Linked DNA regions of Homo sapiens: region 2 is linked to region 1. The links are chromatin loops, found by intact Hi-C in ENCODE. Cell type or tissue: psoas muscle. All regions are shown on one strand. Links, peaks and the distances in the headings refer to the core of each region. The heading gives the core; the rest is flanking DNA.

What was found. A loop is a pair of places that touch in the nucleus more often than their neighbours do. Peaks named below come from ENCODE experiments on the same cell type or tissue, not always from the same donor. Only the 100,000 strongest peaks of a DNase experiment are listed, where the experiment ranks them.
Region 2: it touches region 1 in a loop (3-fold over the local background); 1 of 110 quality-filtered maps calls a loop at or near these places.

Annotation. Positions count from the first base shown.
Region 1 is chr15:100,817,410-100,820,219 of GRCh38, reverse strand. LOC105371024 (a long non-coding RNA gene) reads right to left here. Exons shown (of 5, transcript XR_932726.3): 3 at 659-806. Among named protein-coding and RNA genes, the nearest start is that of GCAWKR, 31 kb to the left of the region's middle. In psoas muscle, for the core only: no CTCF peak of the experiment used is centred there; a DNase peak (open chromatin) is centred at 1,096.
Region 2 is chr15:100,763,660-100,766,469 of GRCh38, reverse strand. The region is part of intron 2 of LOC105371024 (a long non-coding RNA gene); the gene reads right to left. Among named protein-coding and RNA genes, the nearest start is that of GCAWKR, 85 kb to the left of the region's middle. RefSeq lists enhancers at 393-1,020, 1,021-1,648. In psoas muscle, for the core only: no CTCF peak of the experiment used is centred there; no DNase peak of the experiment used is centred there.

The DNA.
Region 1 (2,810 bases), core at 66-2,565:
GCCTATCTGTTTCTAATATTTCAGTCTGGCGCAGTGTGGTCTGTGCTGATGTGTCAGCTGCAGGAAGCAGGCATGGTACTGGTTTTCTTAGCTTACTCTGTGTAGTTACTCAAGAAAAGGCTCACCAACAGGCACCTCTCAGATGCTTCAGGAGAGGAGGGCTGTCTTTGTGAAAGGAATAGTAAGAATGGTGAGGTGTCGTTTGTGCTCTCCCCTGTCCCTGGCTGCCTCCACTTCCCTCAGGCATCTAGGACTGAGGCAGCCTTCTCACTAGGACCTCTAAAACCCAACTGCTGTATTTTCTGATGTCAAAACTTCTCAGTCCCATCTCCCCAGGATGCTCCTCCAGGTTAGAACAGCCAATCACTTGAACCGTGCTGGCTTAATGGGTTACTCAATTCTGACTAACATTTGCATTTTAATACTTTGGTCCAAAGGGTAAATATTATAGGCATCTGGAGCACCTTTGGAAGCTGGTGAAGGAGATATACCAGAGTGTGGGTGGTTTCTAGCACCTTCATATCAGTCCATGTCGGCTGCTGCTAGAAGCTGGCACTGTGTTCAAATTATAAATCACCCAATAAACCACGACAAAGGAAAACATTGGCAAGCCACCTCCAGCTGGGTGATGAAGGCTTTATGAAGAGAAGATTCTTACCTGTGCTTAAGGAATATGGGAGCGTCTTTCAGAAAACTGGAGGGAACGCCATCCCTGGACACAACTGGATTTGTCTGCCATGTGTTGGCATGCCTGGGGGCCTTTCACCTCGGGGTTCCATGATTTGGGACAGATTTCATGGTGGGCTCTGTTGAATAGGAAATATACTGTTGGAAATAAGACAGGACAGAAGCCTTCCAGCTCCATCATTCTGAGCTTTTCCTAGGTTCACACTGGGTTTTTTGAGCTCCCAAATGCTGTATCACAGTGAACTCATATGGAAAGGCAAACCTTCTTATCCTGAACTGTATGGGTCAAATACTTCCTTCAAGGCAGACTCAAATGCTGGGAGGATCCCTCCCTCCTCTCTTCCTCTCCAATTTCGGCCTCCTGACGTCAGTGAAGCTTTTACTGGCCTAGACACTTTGGCCTTGGGCCCAGAAAGCATCATTGTGGACAGCCCAGACCTGAGGCTGATGGCCCAGATAATTGGACAATCTGGGCCCAGATACCAGTTTCCAAAACCAAAGAGATTTCTGTGTTGCGTGACCTATCATTTAAGCCAGACAGAAAAGCTTTGACATTTCTTCTCCATTCCCTCTTTTTAAACAATGTAAAATGCTGTTCCACATCTAATTGTACTGGAGAAATGTGACAACTATAATTTTAGGCCTCAAATGCCCACAAACAGTTTTGTAAATCTTACAGACTCTATTCATCAATAAATTGTGTGTGTGATTAACCATTCTAAAATGGCTTTTTTCTTTTTTCCTCATTTAAAAAAATGTATAGCCCATTGACAATAGTTTTAAAATACCGAATTTATTTTAAAGATTTGAAACATATTTGGATAGATAAATATCTATATGTCTTAATATTTTAATTTACGTATAATTAACTTTTCTCATGAACAATTCTGTGAGTTTTTACATACGCATAGATTCTTGTAACCACCACCACATATAGGATTCAAAACAAGTCCAGTATCCCAAAGGATGTGTCCTTTGGGTTTTCCCTTTGAAGTCAATCCCTCCTTCCACACTTAACCCCTGACAATCACTTAATGTGTTCTCCATCACTAAGTTTTCCTTTTCCAGAATGTCATATAAATGGAATCATGTAACAGGTAACTTTAAGCATGACTTCTAACCACAATGCCTTTGCAATTCATCCAAGTCATTGTGTGTATCAAGAGTTTGTTCTGGCCGGACATGGTGGCTCACACCTATAATACCAGCACTTTGGGAGGCTGAGGCGGGTGGATCACGTGAGGTCAGAAGTTAGAGACCAGCTGGCCAAAATGGTGAAACCCAATCTCTATAAAAAGTACAAAAATCAGCTGGGTGTAATAGCACGTGCCTGTAATCCCAGCTACTCAGGAGGCTGAGGCAGGAGAACCTATTGAATCCAAGAGGCAGAGGTTGCAGTGAGCCAAGATCACACCACTGCACTCCAGCCTGGGCAATGAAAACAAGACTCTGTCTCAAAAAAAAAAAAAAAAAAAAAAAAAGAATTAGTTCCTTTTCATTGCTGAGTAGTTTTCTGTTGTATGGATATACAAGTTTGTTTGCCTATTTACCCACTGAGACATATTGGGATCATTTCCACTTTTCTGGCAATTATAAATAATGTTGGTATAAACATTCATGAACTAATTATTGTGTGAATGTAAGTTTTCATTTCTCTATAGTAAATACCTAAGAGTGTGATTGCTGGGTCATATTGTAAGTTTATGGTTAACTTTACAACAACTGCTCAACTATTTTCCAGAGTGATTGTATCATTTTGTATTCCCATCAACAAATGTATGCATGAGAGCTCCAGTTGCTCCTCATCCTCACCAACACTTGGTATTGAGTTCTTTTTTTAAAATTTTGCCATTTTAATAGGCATGTAATGGTGTGTCATTGTAGCTTTAATATGCACTTCCTTAATAGCTAATGGTACTGAGTATCTGTTCATGAGTTTATTTGCTATCCATATATCTTTTGGTGAAGTGTCTGTTAAAATGTTTTGCTCCTTAAAAGTTTTTTTTTTTTTTAATTGAGTAGAGTACATTCTGGATACAATCCTTTGTCTCAGCAGTCCCCAACATTTTTGGCACCAGGGACCAGTTTTGTCAAAGATAATTGTTTCCATGGACTGACAGAGG
Region 2 (2,810 bases), core at 158-2,657, 54 kb after region 1:
CTGTCCCTCCACTCCCTCCTTTGCTTCCGGCCTCACGCTTTGGTCCCCACCCCCCTCCAGTGGTCTCACAGGGACAGCTGTGAAGAATTAGGAGCTGGACGGTGAGGATCAGCCCGGAGCGGCAGGGGATGATTTCTGTCTCCGTGGGAGATCGGGCAGGTTTTCTTAATTATTTCACCCAACAGCACATGTCCTGGGGCTCTCAGGGATTTTCTTGGACTTTCCCTCCTCTCAAAGTCTTGATTCTCACCTGAGTTAGACAGTTTGTCTTCATTTGTAGAGCAGCTTTCAGGCCCCCAGAAACGGTCCCAGCCCCCTACGCCCCTAAGCTTCCAGAGAGCATCTGTGGTGAGCCCGGGAGCCCCGGGAACCAGCCTCCCCTGGCCCGTATCCCCCCTCTTCCCAGAACGGGGTGCCTCTCCTCCGAGAGTCCCCTTGCCCCGTGTTGCCCCAGACCCCGATGGAGGGGCTCAGAGCCACACCTCTGCAAAGGGATGCGGGACCAGTTCTTACCCTAGGGGCCACCAATAACAGCTGCTCCCTGCCCGGCCTCAGAGGCTGCTTCCCACTGAAGCCAGCTCCCTTGGGTGTCGCTGTCACAGGGACCAGAACCGCTGCCATTCCCTTGGGCAAGCTGCCCACCGAGCTGCTGCCTTCTTCTGTGTGAAATGGGGCAACAAAGGCACCTGCCTCACGGGACGATTGCTACAGCTACCGCAACTCCCTGAGCATCTAGTACGTGCCAGCGCCATGTCACACCCTCTTGCCAATCATCCCGTTCTTCCTCTCAGTGACCGTGGCAGGAGGGATTTGTATGTCCATTTTATGGATTGAGAGACTGAGGTTTACAGATGTGAAATTATTTTGCTAGGGCCTGAGAGCTCCAGAAGGTGGTGTCGTGGAACCCCAGTGCTTATCTGGGGTGTTTTTTCATTATTCGACCACAGGAAGCCCCTGGTGCCTTCCGCTTCTCTGCCCCATCACATTCCCCACTGCTGTGGCTCTGTGCCCATACGGGCTCCCACCACACACAGGAGGAGGGAGCTGACTGCCTTGGCAGCTCTGCTTGTGGTTAAAGGAGGGGGAGCTCACATTTCAGTTCTTCCTGGCTTGGAAAAGGCCATTGGAAAAAACAGCCCTTCCACCCCCCAGCGATGTGTGTTCACAGCTCTTCAGCCCTGGCAGGCCTGAGAGCTCCCCCAAGGCAGTGGAGAGATCTGGGGCCATGGGCGGCAGCCACACCGCACAGTGCGGGAGGTACACTCTGGGTACAAGTACCTCATCCTGCAGGGTTTAGAGGGCCTGGAGGTCAGACTGGCTGAGCACAGGGCTCTGGGCGTTGGCAGTGTGTCTCACATACATTGAGGCTGATACTGTTGGTGGAACTGCAGAGCTGTAGATCCAGAGGCTGCAAAAGGGAATGAGGTTCTCTCAGCCAGCAGGCCCCTAATTACAGGCTGCAGGTGAGTGGAAGAGCTTCATGCTGTGAACAGGCTCCAGAAAGCTTCATTCTTTATACTGGCCAAGGGGAGAAGGAGGAAAAGGAGGCCGGCCCGGGGATGCTAGATTAGACAAGCCTGTGAGGTTCTAATAATATAAACACAAATCAAACCGTCTTAAGCAAAAAGAAACATTGATGAATGTAATTAAAATGTTTAAGGTGTAGCTTCAGGTATAGCTGGATCCAGATGCTCTAACAGTGTCACCAGGAAGCTGTCTGTCATCCTCTAGCTCAGCTTTCTTTGGCTTTTGGCTTCACTCTCAGGCAGCTCCTTCCAAGGAGCAGCCCTTGACCAGCTCCTGGGCTACATCAGCGGCTGCAAACAAGCCCAGAGGCTGCTGCTTACCGAGTGAACTAGGCCGCGTGTTTGTCTCCAAACTAATCACATCAGTCGGGCTGGACTGTGCTGAGTATTTCAGCCTCACTCACATCCTTCTCCTGAGTGGAGGCATCCACGCAAGGCTGCAGAACCACGCGATAGAATACAATCGTGATGGGGTTGACACCCCAAGGAAATGAGGCAGCTGATACCAGGAAAGAGGAATGAACACAGGGCTGGGTCCACCTTGCCCAGGTCACTTCGGCACCCCATCCCTCCATTTCCTCATCAGCAAGAAAAGAGGGGCCGTAAGGCCCACCTCCCCAGGTGGGCTCCACGTCTAAGCCCCCATGGCCCCATGGGTCAAGTGTGAGTTGTAAGGAACTGGGGGTGAAGGGAAGGCCCGAGCCAGGCCTCCACACCGGCCACTTCTCACTTCAAGTTCAGTGAGTGAGATGAAAAACACCACAAAATGAAGACAAAGGCTCTATTGCCTGCCCCTGGCTTCTCCTCACACTTTGTGCTGCCTGGGCCCCACTGGCCTACTGTCAGCTCCTCTTCCTGCCCAGGGGACTTCAGCCAGACTTCTTCCCCTGCCGGGAGGCCTGTTCACCCCTCTAGCACCCACTGCCTGCCTGGATGCAACCTCTTGAAGGCATATGAGAGGTGGCCTTTTCACATCTGTCCCGTTGCCGGGGAAGCCGGGATGGTCATCTGCTCCTCAGGTCCCTTGGGAGGAAGGCACGAGGGAGCTGCTGCTGACTAAAGCTGGAGGAGCCGTTCCCCCACCCCACAGGCTCCCTTGTCAGTCATTCCTCTTTGCCTGTAGCTCTTCCTCCCTTCCAGCCAGACTCAAGGCTGGGGCTGACTGTCTCAGGGAAGGGAGACCCGGAAGAGCCCAGTGAGGCCTGCAGGGGAAGCCTCGACCCATGGAGTCCAATCCTGCTCTCAGAAGCACACACAAGGATGATAGCTTTGAGAGGACAAAGG